Linked DNA regions of Homo sapiens: region 1 is linked to region 2. A link is an interaction called in ENCODE POLR2A ChIA-PET data of the cell type or tissue named here. Cell type or tissue: PC-3. All regions are shown on one strand. Each heading gives the region's core, and the rest is flanking DNA. Links, peaks and the distances in the headings are about the cores only. Region 1 overlaps LOC339166 (a long non-coding RNA gene). Region 2 overlaps WSCD1 (WSC domain containing 1).

Region 1 (9,479 bases), core at 1,872-5,871, 220 kb after region 2:
GACGTTTTCTAATTAAATAGGTCCTAGTTTTTAACATGCTGGTTACTGGCTACACGTGATTGATGTCTTAAGCATTTTAAGAGTAAAATTTCTCTCCAAGCTATATTTCTAAGCATCAATACATAGTATTTTCATTCTCATATATTCTTATCTTTCAGAGATTCTTCATTTTCAGGTTCATTTATTCTTTAACCCAGAAGTTAATATAAGAAAGTTTTTCTTTAGTTTCTAGGTCATTGATTTGCAAGGGTTGCTATTGTCTTGATGTTGCTTTTAGGTTTTATTGTATTGAAGTCAGATGACATAAATTAGACATTGGAGTCATAATTTACAAAGGGGTTAGGTTCTAAGGATAGTGTGTGAGAAAAAGAATTACACATTCTGATTCTCTTACATTTTTCTTTGCTGCTCTTTATTTTCCCCTCCCATCTAGAAATCTTTAATATCACCTCTCAACTCCTCATGACATGAAATGTCACAATAGTTTGTGTTAATGTGAGTCTTTTGCCATTCAGTATGCTGGTTCTTTGTGTATATGTATCCCTTATTAATGGGGACTTTTCTTGTATTATTTCTTTCATAAGTTTCTCTTCTCCATTTTTCTCTGCTCATTCTAGAACTTCTATCAGATATTGGACCCCCTGGAGTGATCTCCTAGCATTGCTATTCACTCATATTTTCCTCATTCTTCCTTTATGTTCTCCTTTCTTGGAGATTTCTTCTGATTTAGCCTCCAATCCTTCTCTTAATTTGAAAAACAGAAACCCACAATTAAATACTTTTTGCCAAACAAAAGAAGCCAGACACAAAAAGTCATACCTTATATGATTCCATCTATATGAGATGTCCAGAATAGGCAAATTCATAGAGATAGAAAGTAGACCAGGGGTTGTCATGGGTTGGGGAGAAATGGGGAGTAGCTGCTTAGTGGATACAGGGTCTCTTTTGGAGTTTTGTTTTGGAACAAGAGAGAAGTGATGGTTGCACAACTAAATGCCTTAAATGGTTAACTTCTTTTAATAAAAATTCCACTTTAATAAGAAAGTAAAATAAATGTTTCATAAAAGCAAGTGAAGGAGAAAAAAAGAAATCAGTAATCATGCTGTAATGTCCAAGGTCTCTTTCTCATTCTCTTAATTTTATTTTCCATGGCATTGATTTTGTGGTTTTTTTAATGAATATAGTATCCTCTCAAATACCTCTGAAGACACCCATTAAACTTTTTTATTCTCTTTTGCTGCTTGTACTACTTCATTTTAGAATTATTTTTAGATATTTATTTATTTTTATCTTCTTTTTTCCTGTTACAGGTTGGGTAGTTTTCAAATATGTTCACAAATCCTTCGATTCTCTTCCTCTCAAGAGGTGAAGCCCAATTCTCCTCCACAGAGCATGGGCTGGACTTAGTGATTTGTTTCTAATGAATGGAAGAAACTGGAAATGATGGTATGCAGCATCCAAGACCGGGTTGTAAAAAGTTTCCTCCTTGCTCTCTCTGTCTTAGATCACTCAGTCTGGGGGAATCCAGCCGCCTATCATGAGGACACTCAAGCAGCCCTGTGGAGAGGTCCATGTAGTGAGAAACTGAAGCCTCCTGCCAACAGCCAGCAAGGATCTAAGACCTCTTTGCCTATAGTCATGTGAGTGAGTCATCTTGGAAGTGGATCCTCCTGTCTTCAGACGTGCACCTCATAAGAGATCTTGAACCAGAACCACCTGGCTAAGCCGTTCTCAATGTCTGACCCACAGAAACTGTGAGATCAGAAATGCTTGTTGTTTTAAGCTGCTAAGTGTGGGGGCTAATGTATTGCTCAGCATAACTCATACAGAGGCTTTCCTCAAATATTTGATAAGGCCCTGTTTAGTTGTTTTCACAGAAGGAGAAAAAGGAAAGTTGTGAGAAGCTGTGAATACCTGGGCAGAGCTTGTCTGCTTGTGGGTGTTGCTTCAGGGTGATCAGGTAGGGAGATGGCCAAAACACTGAAGACCTACAAAGGGTAGAAAGAGGAGATCTCTCATTCAGTTCACCAAGGGCTTCAGGGTCTAAAGTCTCTCTTGGTTCTAGAAGGCAGATGGGCATCTCCTTCACCTGTATCCCCTCCACTCTAGCTCTACCCTTCCCTGCATTGCCAATGACCACTGCACTGCCAATACACCCTTCTAATTGCAAGAAATGTATTGAAGCCTCCTCTCGGCTGTTAGACTTCCACCCACTGTCTTTGACATCATCAGCTACACTTTTTTTTTTACCTACCATTTTATTGGATCCCTGGAGGAAGATAAGATAATGTCTAGTAATTTAACCACAAGTCCCTCCCTTTAACTCCTAATCTTTGCATCGGAGTCTCACTCTGTCACCCAGGCTAGAGTGCAGTGGTGCTATCTTGGCTTACTGCAATCTCTGCCTCCCAGGTTCAGGCAATTCTCCTGCCACAGCCTCCTGAGTAGCTAGGATTACAGGCATGCACCACCATGCCTGGCTAATTTTTGTATTTTTAGTAGAGACAAGGTTCCACCATGTTGGCCAGGCTGGTCTCGAACTCCTGACCTCCAGTGATCTGCCTGTCTCAGTCTCCTAAAGTGCTGTGATTACAAGGCATGAGCCACCACGCCTGGCCTGCATCACTTTATTTTTAACTCATCTCTTGTATACAACTTATAGTTAATTTGTTTGCTTAACCAAATCTGAGGCTTATTTTAACAACTGAATTTGTCTCATTTGTTTTATATGAGTAATAGACATATTTGGTTTTATTGTATCCTCATTTGTGTTGCTTTAAATCTTTCTTGGTGCTCATTCCCTACATGGGTTATCGTATTTGACTGTATGGTTTCCTTCTTATGGATTAGAAAGTGCATTAAGTCTATTCTAGTCTCCTAATAGTTGTCTTTACAATTTTTTTTTTTAAGATAGAGTTTCGCTCTCTCACCCAGGCTGGAGTACAGTGGTGTGATCTCGCCTCACTGCAACATCCGCCTCCTGGATTCAAGCGATTCTCCTGCCTCAGCCTCCCAAGTAGCTGGGATTACAGGCACCCGCCACCACACCCTGCTAATTTTTGTATTTTTAGTAGAGATGGGGTTTCACTGTGTTGGCCAGGCTGGTCTCGAACTCCTGACCTCGTGATCCGCCTGCCTCCACCTCCCAAAGTGCTGGGATTACAAGCATGAGCCACTGTGCCCAGCCGTCTTTATAATTTTATGAGTGATATTTAATCCCGGTATCTTAGCTGTCTCGGTGTCTTACTGTAAAACAGAGGTCTCCAAACTTTTTCTATAAGGGGCTAGATAGTAACAATTTTAGGCTTTGGAGGCCATATGGTCTCTGTCACAACTGCTCACTTGTGCTATGGTAGTATGAAAACAGTCATAGAAAACACGTAAATGAATGAGGAGGCCTGTGCTCCAATAGAAATTTATTTACAAAAACAGGTGGTTTTAAAAAAGAACAGGTGGCAAGTCAAATCTGGCCCATGAGCCATCATTCGCCTACTTCTGCTCTAAAAGATGAGAAAATCGTCACACATATCTTCATGGTGTTGATATCATGCGAACATCATGCAAGATGCTAACATTGGGGAAGAAGAAGTGAAGGGTGCATGGTGCATTTCTTTGCAACTTCCTGTGAATCTATAATTATTTCAAAACAAAACTTTTTTTAAGTTCAAGGAATTGACACAAGGAGGGAAAACTATTTTAACAAGAGCCACCTTGCCAGGTACGGTGGCTCACGCCTGTAATCCCAGCACTTTGGAAGGCCGAGACCGGCAGATCACCTGAGGTGGGGAGTTTGAGACCAGCCTGACCAACATGGAGAAATCCCGTCTCTACTAAAAATACAAAATTAGCCGGACGTGGTGGCTCATGCCTGCAATCCCAGCATTTTGGGAGGCCGAGGCAAGCAGATCACCTGAGGTCGGGAGTTCGAGACCAACCTGACCAACATGGAGAAATCCCATCTTTACTAAAATACAAAATTAGCCAGACGTGGTAGAACATGCCTGTAATCCCAGCTACTTGGGAGGCTGAGGCAGAAGAGTCGCTTGAACCCGGGAGGCGGAGGTTGCAGTGAGCTGAGATCGCACCATTACACTCCAGCCTGGGCAACAAGAGCAAAACACTATCAAAAAAAAAAAAAAAAAAAAAAAGCCACCTTGAACAAGTGTGGAATTATGGAATTATGCAATGGTTATGGAAGGACAACCTTCCCTGGGGTCCAGTCTGAGGGGCCATCACCATCCTGGCTTTCTAGCGGCAGGAAAAAATAGCTTCTAGGGAGGCTGCAGTTTCCTGGCCCACAGCAAAACTGGTCTGATATGTCTGTAGCTTGCCATAGAGAAGACCTGTTCTCCAGCCATCTGGGAGTGACAGAAATCAGTTGTTTCAAGAGACTGGCTGATCCATATAGCTATAGGGATCAGAGCTTTAGTAAGCCTAAGCCCTAAATAATCCCTTTATTGTTTTTTTTAATTAATTAATTTTTTTTTTTTAAGAGAAACAAGATCTTGCTCTGTCACCCAGGCTGGAGTGCAGTGGCGTGATCATAGCTCACTGCAGCTTCAAACTCCTGGACTCAAGGGATCCTTCTGCCTTGGCTTCCCAAAGTACTGAGATTACAAGTGTGAGCCATCACATCTGTCCCCATTTATTCTATAGATGGGAGACTAGACCCACAGTTACAGAGTGAGTTGGAGGCCATGCTGAGTCTAGAGTCTCGTCTTAAAATTTTCCCAGCCTGGGCTTTGTAACTAGAACAACCATCTTATGCCATCCGAACCCCCTCTGTCAAGAGGCCTCTTTCCTGGAGATCTAGGTGCCTTAGCCTTAGTATGTACGCAGCTTACTTTAACGTTGCCTTGAGAATGCCCAAGAGCTTGGAAGCCGGGCAGGAAGGGCAAAGCAGTGTGGGCCTTGCAGTTCACATTGCAGAGGAAACAGCACCCAGAGGCTAAGGAGCTGGAGGTATGCAGTGGCTCTGTTCAAGCCGTGGGCCCCCCATCATAATGTTCCCCGGTTCTCAACATTGTTTGGGAGCTTTCTCTTCTATGATAGGCATCTCATGATTGAACCAAGAAATACTTACTGAGCACCCACTCCAGAGCATACACTGGGCCATGCAGGGAGGGATCAGGCAGTTTGCACAAGACAGAAAGGTCCCTGCCTCTGTGGAGCTTACAGTCCAGTGGAGTATTGGTCCCTCATGGAGCCCACCCAAAGGATACAGGACAAGCATCTTTTCTCTGCCACTGTCCAGCAAGTGAAGATGCAGAGGGAACCCTTTGGCACCAAGCGGGCCCATGACTCTGAGGGCACAGTCCCATGTCTCCCTGAAGGACCTCCCAGGATGGACGGGCCAGTGGCTGGGATAAGAGAGCAAAAGCTCATGCTGGAGAAACACCCACCCGCCTGAGGTCAATCCTTGCAGGACATACTGTCCCGCAGTACTGCTGGACCCATTCCCTGGCGTCCTTACCACCTAGCGCAGCACTCAATAGTTACTTCTTAAATAAAAGGATGAATGAGGAGATTAAGTTAACTTCCTTCAGCTTCAGTTTCTTCTTTTGCAAAATGAAGAGTGTTATAGAGATCAAATGAGGAAGCCGGCTAGGAAGCTAGGAAAGATTTTTGCAGAGCTTTGTGTGTTCTGAAACACAAAGAAGTGAAACAGAATCCAGATTCCAAAGGGCTTCAAGAGGTGAGATGAAAGGCTGCTCCCAGCAAGGAGAAACACACATGGGAAATGCAAATTCCCATGCTGGGGCCTGAAACTCAGCCGCACAAGAATAGGCAGCTACCAGGCCAGGCATGGTGGCTCACACCTGTAATCCCAGCACTTTGGGAGGCCAAAGGGGGTGGATCATGAGGTCAGGAGTTCAAGACCAGCCTGGCCAACATGGTGAAACCCCGTCTCTAATAAAAATATAAAAATTAGCCGGGTGTGGTGGCGGGCACCTGTGTTCCCAGCTACTCAGGAGGCTGAGGCAGGAGAATCACTTGAACCTGGGAAGCGGAAGTTGCAGTAAGCCAAGATCACGCCACTGCACTCCAGCCTGGGTGACAGAGCGAGACTGCATCTCAAAAAAAAAAAAAAAAAAAAAAAAAAAAAGGCAACTAGCAGAACAAGGCTGAGAAGAAGCCTTGGGCGGGGTGGGGTGGGGTTGCAGGTGCGTGCAAAGAATTTTCAGATTATGTTTGCCCAAAGACTTAATGGAATCTTAATAACATTGATGGTGATGGTGATAACTAACCCCTCTTGAATGCTTGCTCTGTGCTAGATGCTGAGCCACGAACTTCACATGCACATCTTGTTTCATCATCTCAGAACCCTGATTCATTCATTCACTCGCTCATTCAATAAATATTTATTAAGAGCCCACATCCTTTACGAAGCATGGTTATAAAGACTATGAAGAAACGTGAACATTTGGACATGACGTTAAATGGAGAAGGAAAGCAATATTCAAAGTCACAACTGAACACTGCAAAACACATGGGGAGGGGTGAGCAGTAAACAAAGGAGACAAAGGCTCTTCCCTACTGGAGCTTATATTCTAGTCACAGCAGGCAGACGAAAAACAAAATGAATGAGTAACATGTAAAGTGGTGTTAAGTGTGGGTTGGAGGATACAGGGGCGGGCATAGCCCTCTGAAATATGATAGAGAGGAAAGACCTCTCTGCGAGGGTGACATTTGAGCAATGCCTAAAGAAGAGTGAGGGGGTGAGGGCAGAGAGTTCTAGGCAGAAGGAACAGCAAGGGCAAAAGCCCTGAGGCAGGCTTGTGTCAGGCATGATGACAGAGGAGCAAGGAGGCAGGATGCCTGGAGAGAAGTGCCAGAGGCAGAAGCAGGAGGAGATGGAGGCGGGTTGGGGGAGGGGGGGTTCTTTGAAGTTATCACAAGAACTTTGGCTTCTATTCTGAATAAGGTTAAGAAACCAAGGAGGAGGGGCCGGGCGTGGTGGCTCACCTCTGTAATCCCAGCACTTTGGAAGGCTGAGGTGGGTGGATCACCTGAGGTCAGGAGTTCGAGACCAGCCTGGCCAACATGGTGAAACCCCATCTCTACTAAAAATACAAAAAATTAGCCAGGCACGGTGGTGCGTGCCTGTAATCCCAGCTACTCGGGAGGCTGAGGCAGGAGAATCCCTTGAACTCGGGAGGTGGAGGTTGCAGTGAGCTGAGATCGCCCCATTACACTCCAGCCTGGGCAACAAGAGCAAAACTCCATCTCAAAAAAAGGGAAGGGAAGGCGGGGAGGGGACGGGAGGGGAGGGGAGGATGGGAAGGGAGAGGAAGGGAAGGGAAGGGAAGGGAAGGGAAGGCAGGGGAGGGGAGGGGAGGGGAGGGCCAGTGAGGAGTGATGGGATTTTACTTAGATTTTAACCTGAGGCTCACTCCATCTGCTGTGTTGGGAAGAAACCAAAGAATGACCTGGACGGATGCAGAAAGTCCATTTAGAGACTCTTCACTCATCCAGGAAAGAGGTCATCCTGGTTCAGAGTGGGGTGGTGGCAGTGGGGTGATGGAAATTGGTCAGAATCTGGATCTATCAGCCACAGGACTTGCTGATGAGTTGGGGTGTAGGGCGAGAAACAGGGGTGGAAGCTGGTGCTCAGGCTTTCCTGTGAGCCACTGCAAGGACAGACTTCCATCCTTCAAGGTAGGGAAGGCAGCAGGAAGAACAGGATAGGGGAGAACATCTGGGGCTCAGGCTTGGATGTCCTACATTCAAGTTGCCTATTGGATGGTCAGTGAAGATGTCAGGGGGACACATGGAGTTCAGAGAACTGGGCTGGAGTCGCCAGCATGCAAGATGATTTAAAGTCATGTGACTGAGTGAGGATCATTACCAGAAAGGGAAAGGTCCTTGCCACCCAGTGAGGTCCCTAAGGGAGGAAGTAACAAAGATAAGAGGCCCAAGGACCGAGTCCTGAGGCAGGAAATGTTTAGAGACATAACAATATAGACGATACAGCAGGTTAAAATGGCCCCCAAAGATATACATTCTACTTTTTGGAACCTGTAAATGTTACCTGATTTGGAAAAGGAGGTTTTGCAAACGTGATTCGATTAATGACTTTGAGAAGGATCCTGGGTTATCTGGTTGGGTCCTAAATCCAGTGACAAGTGTCCTTATAAGACGGGGGCAGAGGGAGATTCAATGAACACCAAGGAGAAGGCTGTGTGGCCACGGAGGAAGGCTGGAAGGATACAAGCCAGGGAGTGCCGGCAGCCACCAAAAGCTAGAAGAGGCAAGGAATGGATTCTCCACTAGAGCTTCTGGTGGGAGGGCAGCCTGCCAACACTTTGATTTTGGCCCAGTGATACTGTTTCAGACTTCTGGCCTCGGGAACTATGAGAGAATAAATTTCTGTGAAATCACCAAATTCATGGTAATTTGTTTCAGCAGCCCTAAGAAACTAACACAAAGGCCATTGGTGAACATGATAAGAGCAGGTATTAAGTAAGTTCTCTCCACATTTTACAGAAGAGGAAAGCAAGTCTCACTAAATTCCCCAAGGTCACAAAGCAGGTAAGCGGAAGGATGGGGGTTCCACCTAGACCTTCCAGGTTCTATGAGTAAGCCCACTCTTACCCATTACCTTTTGCTGTCTCCATCAGTAGACACCCAGGACCCAGCCTCAGTGAGCTGACCCTCCCTGTTCATCCAGCACTGCCCAGCCCACCCTGGGAGCATCCTGCCGTAGCTCAGCCCAGGCACTGGCTGCTGGCCACCGAGCTGTGAGAAAGGTCCTTTCCTACCGTGGACGTCTAGTAGCCCTCCTAGAAAGCAACGGGCAATATGTAGCAACTGTAGATATTCACACCTTCTGACCCCAGGATGCATCTCATTGACCTCTTTCTCAAAGAAGCCACACCCAAAAATGTCATCACAGCATCGGCTATAATAGCATAAAAGTAGAAACAATCTCAGTGCTGAACAGTATAAGCTTAAACAAATTATCATAAATGCATTGATAGATTGAAGAGTAAAAGTAAACACTATGAGGGAACACGGAAAACAATTTTGACACGACATTTACTGCAGAAAGGGGTAAAAAGTATTCAAATTTACAGTTCAAAACTGTAAAAAACATATGGAGAAAAAGACAGAAAAGAATGTACCAAAATATGCATAGTAAGTGGGTTAAAAATGGAAATTTTGACAACTTTTTCCCCGAGTAACTAATTTTTCTATAATTATATTAGCTTTATGATTGATTTTTATATATATAAGAAGGGACACTTTTAGCTTTATAACTTCTTTATAAGAACCAAACCAGGCCGGGCACGGTGGCTCACGCCTGTAATCCCAGCACTTTGGGAGGTCGAGGCAGGCAGATCACTTGAGGTCGGGAGTTCGAGACCAGCCTGACCAACATGGAGAAACCCTGTCTCTACTAAAAATACAAAATTAGCCGGGCATAGTGGTGCATGCCTGTAATCCCAGCTACTTGGGAGGCTGAGGCAGGAGAATTG
Region 2 (9,479 bases), core at 3,002-7,001:
TATCAACTTTCCTACACCAAACTCTGGTTAAGAAATCCAGAGAAAATGGGCTAGGCATGGTGGTTCACTCCTATAATCCCAGCACTTTAGGAGGGTGAGGCAGGCAGATCAATTGAGGTCAGGAGTTTGAGACTAGCCTGGCCAACATGGTAAACCTCCCTGTCTCTACTAAAATACAAAAATTAGCTGGGTGTGGTGGCAGGTGCCTGTATTTCTAGCTACTCGGGAGGCTGAGACAGGAGAATCGCTTGAACCCAAGAGGCGGAGGTTGCAGTGAGCTGAGATTGTGCCATTGCACTCCATCCTGGGCGACAGAGTGAAAGTGAGACTCTATCTCAAAAAAAAAGAAAAGAAAAGAAAAGAAAAAAGGAAAGAAAGAAATCCAGAGAAAATGCTTGACAACAGAGAAATACATTTTAATACATTTTTGCCAAATTTGATGCCAATGGACTTGTCTGAGGTTTTTCATTCTTAAACAAAACACAGTCTTCAGCCATTTAACTTAATTTCTCTTATTTCTACAAGGGAAAGATTACAAATCAAAACTCTTAAAAGATTTTTGGACATTTTTTATTACATTTTGATGAACTAGTTCTTGCCTCAAAAAAGGAATGAGCAGATTAAATCAGTTTCACCCCTAATTATTGAGGGTTCTAAAAATTAAGGAAAATTCAAGAAATGTTTACAGAGAGAAAATTCAAGCTGCTAGTCTTTCTCTTTGAATCCAGAATAGGCACGATCTCATGAAGTTCCGCTCTAAGTGGGGTCCTCGGGCTGCCTTCATCAGGGTCACCTGGGAGCTTGTTAGAAATGAAAATTCTCAGGCCCCACCTCGGACTACCTGAATCAGACTGTCAGGGGTGTGGGCCAGGACCAAGTGATTCTCTTTTTTACTTAAAAATATTTTTATTAAAAAAGAATGAGTTCATGTCCTTTGCAGGAACATGCATGAAGCTGGAAGCCATCATTCTCAGCAAACTAACACAGCAACAGAAAACCAAACACCACATGTTCTCACTCATAAGTGGGAGGTGAACAATGAGAACACATGGACACAGGGAGGGGAATATCACACACAGGGGCCTGTTGGGGGGTGGGGGACAAGGGAAGGGAGAGCATTAGGACAAATACCTAAGGCATACGGGGCTTACAACCTAGACGATGGGTTGGTAGGTGCAGCAAACCACCTTGGCACATGCATACCTATGTAACAAACCTGCACATTCTGCACATGCATCCCAGAACTGAAAGTAAAATAAAATAATAATAAATATAAATATATTTATTATTATTTTAAACTGATGCATGATAAGTGTACATCTTCTTTATGGGGTGCAATGTGATATTTCAATGCATGTATACAATGTTTAATAATCAAATCAAAGTAATTAGGATATCCATCGCCTCAAACATTTATCATTTCTTTGAGCTGGAAACATTCAAAATCCTCTGTTCTGGCTACTTGAAAACATACAATCAATTATTGTCAACTGTAGTCACCCTACAGTGCTATAAAACACTAGGACTTATTCCTCATATCTAGCTGTAATTTTGTATCCTTTAACCAACATCTCCCTATCCTGCCCTCCCTCCTACCCTTCCCAGCCTCTAGTGACCACTATTCTACTCTCCACATCAGTGAGATCAACTTTTTAAGCTTTGACATATGAATGAGAGCATGTGGTATTCATCTTTCTGTGCCTGGTTTATTTCACTTAACATAATGTCCCTTAGGCTCATCCATGTGGCCGTGAATTACAGCATTTAATTCTTTTTTTTTTTTTTTTTTTACGGCTAACTAGCCATTGTGTATATGTACCACATTTTAAAAATTCACCTATTGATAGATACTAAGGTTGATTCCATACCTTGGCTATTGTGTATGGTGCTGTAATAAGCATGAGAGTACAGGTATCTCTTCAACATACTCATTTCCTTTCCCTTGAATATATACCCAGCAGTGGGATTGCTGGATCATATATATGACAATTCTACTTTTTTTTGAGGAGCCTCCATACTATTTTCCGTAAGAGCTGTACTAGTTTACATTCCCACCAATAGAGTATAAGAGTTCCCTTTTCTCCACATCCTCTCCAACACTTGTTATTTTTTGTCTTTTTGATAGTAGCCACTCTAACTGGGGCGAGATGATATCTCATTGTGGTTTTGATTTGCATTTCCCTGATAATTAGTGATACTGAGCATGTTTTCATATACTTGTTGACCATTTGTATGTCTTCTTTTGATAAATGTCTATTCATATCATCTGTCCATTTTTAAATCAGATTCTTTTGGGTTTTTGTTGTTGAGTTCCTTATATACTTTGGTTATTAATCCCTTGTTGGATGAATAGTTTGCCAATATTTTCTCCCATTCTGCAGGCTGTCTCTTCACTCTGTTGATTGTTTCCTTGGTTGTGCAGAAGTTTTTCACTTTGACATAATACCACTTGTCTAATTTTGCTTTTGTTGTCTGTGCTCTTGAGGTCCTATCTCAAAAGCAAAAACATCTTTGCCCAGACCAATGTCCTGAAATATTCCCCGTTTTCTTCTAGCAGTTTAATAGATTTGGGTCTTACATTTAAGTCTTGATTTTGAGTTGATTTTTGCATAAGGAGAGAGATAGGGGTATATCTTCAGTCTTCTGCATATGGTTATCCAGTCTTCCCAACACCATTTGTACAGCCTCAGTCTTCTGCATATGGTTATCCAGTCTTCCCAACACCATTTATTGAAAAGACTGTCCTTTCCCAAATGTATGTTCTTGGCATCTTTGTCAAAAATGAGTTGGCTGTAAATGCATGGATTTATTTCTGGGTTCTCTATTTTGTTCCATTGGTCTATGCATCTGTTTTTGTAGCAGTACCATGCTGTTTTTTGTTACTAAAGCTTTGTAACATATTTTTAAGTCAGTAGTGTGATACCTCCAGCTTTGTTCTTTTTGCTCAGAATTGCCTTGGCTATTCAGGGTCTTTTGTGGTTCCATACAAATTTTAGAATTGTTTTTTTCTGTTTCTGTGAAGAATGTCATTGGTATTTTGATAGGGATTGTATTGGATCTGTTGATTGCTTTTGGTAGCATGGTCATTTTCCCAATATTAATTCTTCCAATCCATAAATATGGGATGTCTTTCCATTTTTTTGTGTGTCCTCTACAATTTCATAAGTGTTTTATAGTTATCTTTGCAGAGATCTTTCATCTCTTTTATTAAATTTATTCCTAGGTATTTTTTCATAGCTATTTAAATGGTACCGCTTTCTTCATTTCTTTTTCGGGTAGTTCACTATTGGTATATGGAAATGCTACTGATTTTTGCATGTTTATTTTGTATCCTGTAACTTTACTGAATTCATTTATTGGTTCTAAGGGTTTCTTGGTGAAGCCTTTAGGCATTTCTATATGTAAGATCATGCCATCTGCAAACAGGGACAAGTGGACTTCCTCCTTCCCAATTTGGATGCCCTTTGTTTCTTTTTCTTGCCTAATTGCTGCATAGGACTTCCATTACTAGGCTGAACAGACATGGTGAAAGTGGGCATCCTTGTCTTGTTTCAGTTCTTAGAGAAAAGGTTTTCAACACTTTCTTCATTTAGTATGATACTAGCTGTGGGTTTTTCACATATGGCCTTCATTGTGGTGAGGTACGTTCCCTCTATACCTAATTTGTTGATTGTTTTTGCCCTAAAGGGATGTTGAATTTTATCATTTATTTCTGCTCTGATCTTCATCATTTCTTTCCCTCCAGTACTTTTGGATTGGCTTGTTCTTGCTTTTCTAGTTCCTTGAGGTACGTCATTAGGTTGCTTATTTAAAATCTTTCTACTATTTTGATGTAGGCATTTATTGCTGTAAACTTTTGTCTTAGAACTTCTTTTGCTGTATCCCATAGGTTTTGGTATAAAATTAAAAACACAGTTGAGAGCTTTTGTAACAGACTAGATCATTAATTTCATTCATTAAAAATTCATTTTAATTATTCAACTAACAGATTTGTTTGGTTGTTTGTATGATATCTATTTCTATCGAATTTCTCATTCGGATCATAAAATGTTTTCCTAATTTCATTGAATTGTCTATTTGTATTCTCTTGTATCATGCTGAGTTTCCTTAAAATCATTATTTTAAATTACTTTTCAGGTATTTCATACATTTCCTTTTCTTTGGGGTCTGTTATTGGAGAATTATTGTGTTTCTTTGCAGACGTCATGTTTCCTTGCTCTTTTTTTTTTTTTTTTTTTTTTTTGAGACGGAGTGTCACTCTGTTGCCCAGGCTGGAGTGCGGTGGCATAATCTCGACTCACTGCAACCTCTGCCTCCCAGGTTCAAGCAATTCTCCTGCCTCAGCCTCCTGAGTAGCTGGGATTACAGGCGCCTACCACCGCGCCCAGCTAATTTTTGTATTTTTAGTAGAAATGAGGTTTCACCATATTGGTCAGGCTGGTCTCAAACTCCTGACCTCAGGCGATCCACCCACCTCAGCCTCCCAAAGTGTTAGGATTACAGGCGTGAGCCACTGCGCCTGGCCTCCTTGCTTTTTCATGTTTCTTGTGTGACTGCATTGATATCTGCACATCTGGTGGAACAGTCACCTCTTCCAATTTTATGGAGCAGCTTTCATAGGAAAAGACTTTTTCTAGTAGATGTATCCTATAGTGTGGGTTGGGTAGCATGCTTAGGTTTTGGTTCTGGGTGGTGGAGTAGTGTAGTCTCAGTGTAATTTCTTTGGCTGTAATCAATATCAGTGGTGTCTGCAAGTGCCTCAGTGGCCTAGATCGTGGGTGTTTGTGGATACAATGGCGTAACTTTGTTGTGGATGGGGACCACCAGGCGGGCTGGTCTTCAATACCTGAAGGGTGAGTATGGCACACAGTGGCTCCACCCACAGGTGACTCTTATGTACACTCAAGTTTGAGATGCACTGCTCTAGTGCTCTGAGAAGCTTGGCTGGCAAGGTGACAGTTTGGTCACCGGGAGCTGCCTTCCATCGTCCCCTGTAGCTTTGACTTACCTTTGTTGTAGAGGGTTCCATCAAAGTAGTAGCTCCCTGTATAGAAGCCAGTGGCATGCTCAATGAGGTGCCGTGCCCATGTGTTCCCGGCTCCTGGGAAGCTTGACAAAGCCACAAACACTTTGGATTTGTTAGGCAGGAACCTCCTGTCTGTACAACGAGTGTCTGAAAGTCCAAAAGTCATCACGGGGTTACTCACTTCCATTATGACTCACCAATTCACCACTAAACTCCCTTAGAGGAACTGATGAACGAAGACTCCCATTTAATAGATGGGGGAACCAAGGCCCAAAGAAGGGAAGAGATCTTCCAAATATACCTTAGCTGCACAGGTCTGTGGCCAGTCCGAGAAAGCCCCGTAATGAGGCCTGCAATACTGCAGTGCAGGAGTAAGATGGGAATCAGACACCCTATGGACCCTCGACTCCCATTCTGTCTCTATGGCCACAGCCAAACTCTTGCTCCTGACATAGCACAGATAATTCCAGATTCTAATAGGGGAAGTGGGTGGGGATTGAGGCTAGGCTGAGCAAAGTAACACACCCAGGTACTGCCAACAATAAACCAGAGCTGGACTAATGACAGGCAAGTCATTCGTTATGTCTCATCCCCAGGGCTGCTACAAGGAGCACATGAAATCACCAGGGGAAAGCCCCAAAACATCCAGGGCCATGCTGGGTCACAGTAGGCACTTGATAAAGGTGGTAACATCCCTCGTCCCCGGCTCTTCCTTTCATCAGTTCCTAAGGTCAACAGGGGCAGACCTGATGCTCACACCAAGGAGGGTTCCCAGGTCCTGGAGGCACCAGTGGCCCCTGCAGCTCCTGGGATCTCATTCTTCCCACGCCTCCCAATCCTACCACCTTTCTGTTGCTATCTCTCTAGGACCTGCCCCTCTCTGTTCATCCTCTTACCATTGTCATCTCCAGAGAGACTTAGATAAAGGGTCCAGTGTTTTTTAAAGTGAGTCCAGGATTCAGCCTCTGTGGAGGGTGGAAAACTGACCCTCCCCATTATCTCCAACACCCATCAAGATGCCAAGACCTTTACACAGACACATGCCATACCTCATAACTGCATGCTTGGCCATGACTGGCATCTCCAAACCCTGGAAGCTCTCCCCACCCCCCAGACCAAATGCCACTACCAGTCGGGGATGCAGAACCCACCTTGCACAGGTGTCTGGTAGACCTCACAGTATTCTGCCAGCCTCTGTGCCTCAGGGTCCTGGCCACATACTGAGCTGTCCATGGCATCCCGCAGGTTGAACCGGGGGGTAGGGTAAGCACAGTAGCATTCCCAGCCCCTGAGAATGGCCAAGGGGAACTCCTGCCAGGGAACGATAAGAAGAGAAGCACACTGAGTGAATTTGAGGGTCATGCTTCCCAGGGCTCAGGAATGGGATGAACATGGACGATGTATTGCCAGCTGTATCTGTATGGAATCCACAGGGATGACCACCATCCTTCCACCACTGTGCTCTGTGCCCAATTCCAGGGGAGACAAAGATCAACAAGATGTGAGCTTCAAGCAGCTCAAGTAGCCCATGTTCTTATAAGCACAGCCCTACTTGGTTGGTTCCTTGACAAGTCAACAGTATGAGCAGCAATATGACTGAGGGATGAGCGACGTGCAGAAAGCAGGGGGCAGAGGCTGGAATCATGTTTTTGAGATTCCAAGGCATTTGTCAGGAGTGCCAGAGATAGAAATGGCACTCTGGGCAGGGGCATCCATATGAGTGGATGTCTGCATGGCACAGAGCGGGGCAGATCAGCTGACTTAGGGCATCCCCAAGGATCCACGTGTCACACCACTAATGAACAGACCTCAAGCCCTGAGAGAGGACTGAGATTCGATTCCCTCTGGTCTTCCTTGGCCAGCCACCTCCCTGGAAAGAGACTAAAACCAACTCTCATGCCAGATGTCCCACTGCAGGGTGCAGAGATTCTCATACAGTCATCTTTCCAAAGATGGAAGGGGTGGAGAAGAACAGACTTTGTTCCCACCCAAGATGCTCAGCCCAAGGAGGATTCTTCAAAATGGAGGGGGGCCCTGTCAGGGGTAGGAGAGAGGAGTCGTCTCACTCTGTGGGCCAGCCCAGCTCCCAGCAGTCTCTTAAGTGGGTCCTTGTTCCCCTTTGGGGAGGCTGCACCACACACTGAAGAGAGCTGGCATCCTGAAGGTGTGAAAGTGAATTCTAGCTCGCTTGCTAGGCACCCTTGAGCAAGGTGCCTAACTTCTTTGAATTTCATCACTGAAAAAAGTAATAAAATCTGCCTTGTAGGTTTAAGGTGAGGGCTGAATGAGACAGGTCCAAAGTGCCCAGCACCGGGCCTGGCATGCTTCCAAGGAGGAAGAGGTCATTCTCGACCTCCCTAACTCTCTGGGCATCAGCTGTGTCTTGCTCAAAAATGTATCCACCCACCTCTCCCACATGTATGGGAGAGTCCTCACTCTGCCCCAGGCACTAGCCCCTTTTCATCTCTTCCTTCTCTGCATCCTACAGTCGGGAGATGCTAGGACTTTTGGAGCGTAGAGAGATGAGAGAGTAATCTGTGAGTGTGTGTGCCAGGGAGGGAGGCAGTGGGTGGAGAAAACTTCTCACTGCTAAGGGGAACACTGCACAAACCTTTTTATTTTTTGCTCACAGCAAAAATCTCATAAATAAATAAGAAAAAGAAAATCAATAGCATTTTTTGAGCATGGCTAGGTAAAGCTGAGGATTTGGGCACTCATAAAAGACAACAGCCTGTGTCCCATGCAAGCGAAGATGACGCAGGGCCTGGGGCATTGGCGGGAGGGCAGGTATCTTTGGAGGGAGTCAGGGGAAATGCTGTTGGAGGTTGCCCCCCACTGTCAGGCTGTTCTTATAAGTACAGGCCGCATGCTCTCCTAGGTGCCAAGCAGCCCCCAAGGAAAGCCTCTCCCGACTCTCCTCGTCCTTCTTCAAGCCAAGGAGGCACCTGCGCTGTGAGTCAGTGCATGATAGGCTATTGAGCCTCGGTAGTACGTCCAACTAGACCCATCCTCACGGCCCCTACACCACTCTTCTATGGAAAGCGAGAGCTGGGGCCTGACCCTCAATCTCAACACTGCTGGCTTTTCCAGAAGCAAGTTTCCCCGGTCATGTGAATTCATGAAAGGCAACTTCAAGAATTGCCACCTCCGGCCTCTACAGCTTCATCCACCCTCTATCACAAAACCCTCATCCCACCTCATTCCACACCAACACCTTCATCACAGGGAGCAGCAGAAACAAGCAGCCCGGATGTCCACGGCACACGGCGGCCCATCTGTGTCTCAGGTACCTCTGTCCATGCTGGCTGCTATGGGCTGAACTGTGTCCCCCAAATTCATATGTTGAAGTCCTAACCCCAGGGCCTTAGAATGGGACCTTATTTGGATGTAGGATCTTTTTTTTTTCTTCTCCTTTTTGAGACAGAGTCTCACTCTGTTGCACAGGCTGGAGTGCTGTGGCAGGATCTTGGCTCACTGCAACCTCTGCCTCCCGGGTTCAAGCGATTGTCCTACCTCAGCCTCCTGAATAGCCGGGATTACAGGTAGCCACCACCATGCCTGGCTACTTTTTGTATTTTTAGTAGAGATGGGGTTTCACCACGTTGGCCAGTCTGGTCTTGAACTCCTGACCTCAGATGATCTGCCCGCCTCAGCCTCCCAAAGTGCTGGGATTACAGAGATAATTAAGTTCAAATGAGGCCATCAGGGTAGGCCCTAATCTAATACGACAAAGGTCCTTACAAGAAGAGGAGGTTAGGATACAGCCAACACACAGACCAAGGGACAAGCACACAAGGACACAGTAAGAAGGCTTCCATCTGCAAGCCAAGTGGGGAGGCCTCGGAAGAAACCAACCCTGCTGAGACCTTGATCTCAGACTTTCAGCTTCCAGAATGAGAAAATAAATGTCTGTTGTTTACACTGCCCAGTCTGTGGCACGCTCTCATAGCAGCCAAGTTGATGAATGCAGTGGTTTCCTTGCTGTTCCCTGACTTCTCCACTCATGATCCCACCTCAGGGCCTTTGCACTTGCTGTTCCCCCTGCCAGGAATGCCCTTCACCCAGATACCCTCATAGCTCTCTCCCTCACTTTCTTCAAGTCACCTTCTCTGTGGGGCCTTCCCTGGCCACCCCCTTTTCAAGTTGCAAACCCTTCCCACCATCACCACCACATGCTATTCCCTCACCATGCTTTACAGTTTTGTGTACTAACCTATCTGATGACATGCTCTGATCCCAGGTGTACCATTCAATCAAGACAGGCAGCACATCGGTGACACCGGAGGCCCCTCTCCCCATTCACCATCCTCCTTCCCTCCCCAGAGCAACCACCTTTCAGATTTCTATCACCATGGATTCGTTTTATCTATACTGGAATGTCATATAAATAGAATCACCCAGCACATGTTTTTTGTGTGCCTGGCTTCTTTCATTCAGAAAAACATTTGTCAAA

What was found. ChIA-PET counts read pairs that join two places held together with the same protein. Peaks named below come from ENCODE experiments on the same cell type or tissue, not always from the same donor. Only the 100,000 strongest peaks of a DNase experiment are listed, where the experiment ranks them.
Region 1: POLR2A ChIA-PET joins it to region 2 with 7 read pairs; 1 of 35 experiments calls an interaction of 5 or more read pairs at or near these places.

What each region holds. Positions count from the first base shown.
Region 1 is chr17:5,881,266-5,890,744 of GRCh38, reverse strand. LOC339166 (a long non-coding RNA gene) reads right to left here. Exons shown (of 4, transcript NR_040000.1): 3 at 1,915-1,988. Among named protein-coding and RNA genes, the nearest start is that of WSCD1, 180 kb to the left of the region's middle. In PC-3, for the core only: no CTCF peak of the experiment used is centred there; no DNase peak of the experiment used is centred there; H3K27ac peaks cover 2,455 bases.
Region 2 is chr17:6,106,465-6,115,943 of GRCh38, reverse strand. WSCD1 (WSC domain containing 1) reads right to left here. Exons shown (of 9, transcript NM_015253.2): 6 at 6,178-6,337; 7 at 5,009-5,173. Among named protein-coding and RNA genes, the nearest start is that of WSCD1, 41 kb to the right of the region's middle. RefSeq lists a silencer at 7,444-7,616. In PC-3, for the core only: no CTCF peak of the experiment used is centred there; DNase peaks (open chromatin) are centred at 5,173 and 5,573; H3K27ac peaks cover 2,021 bases.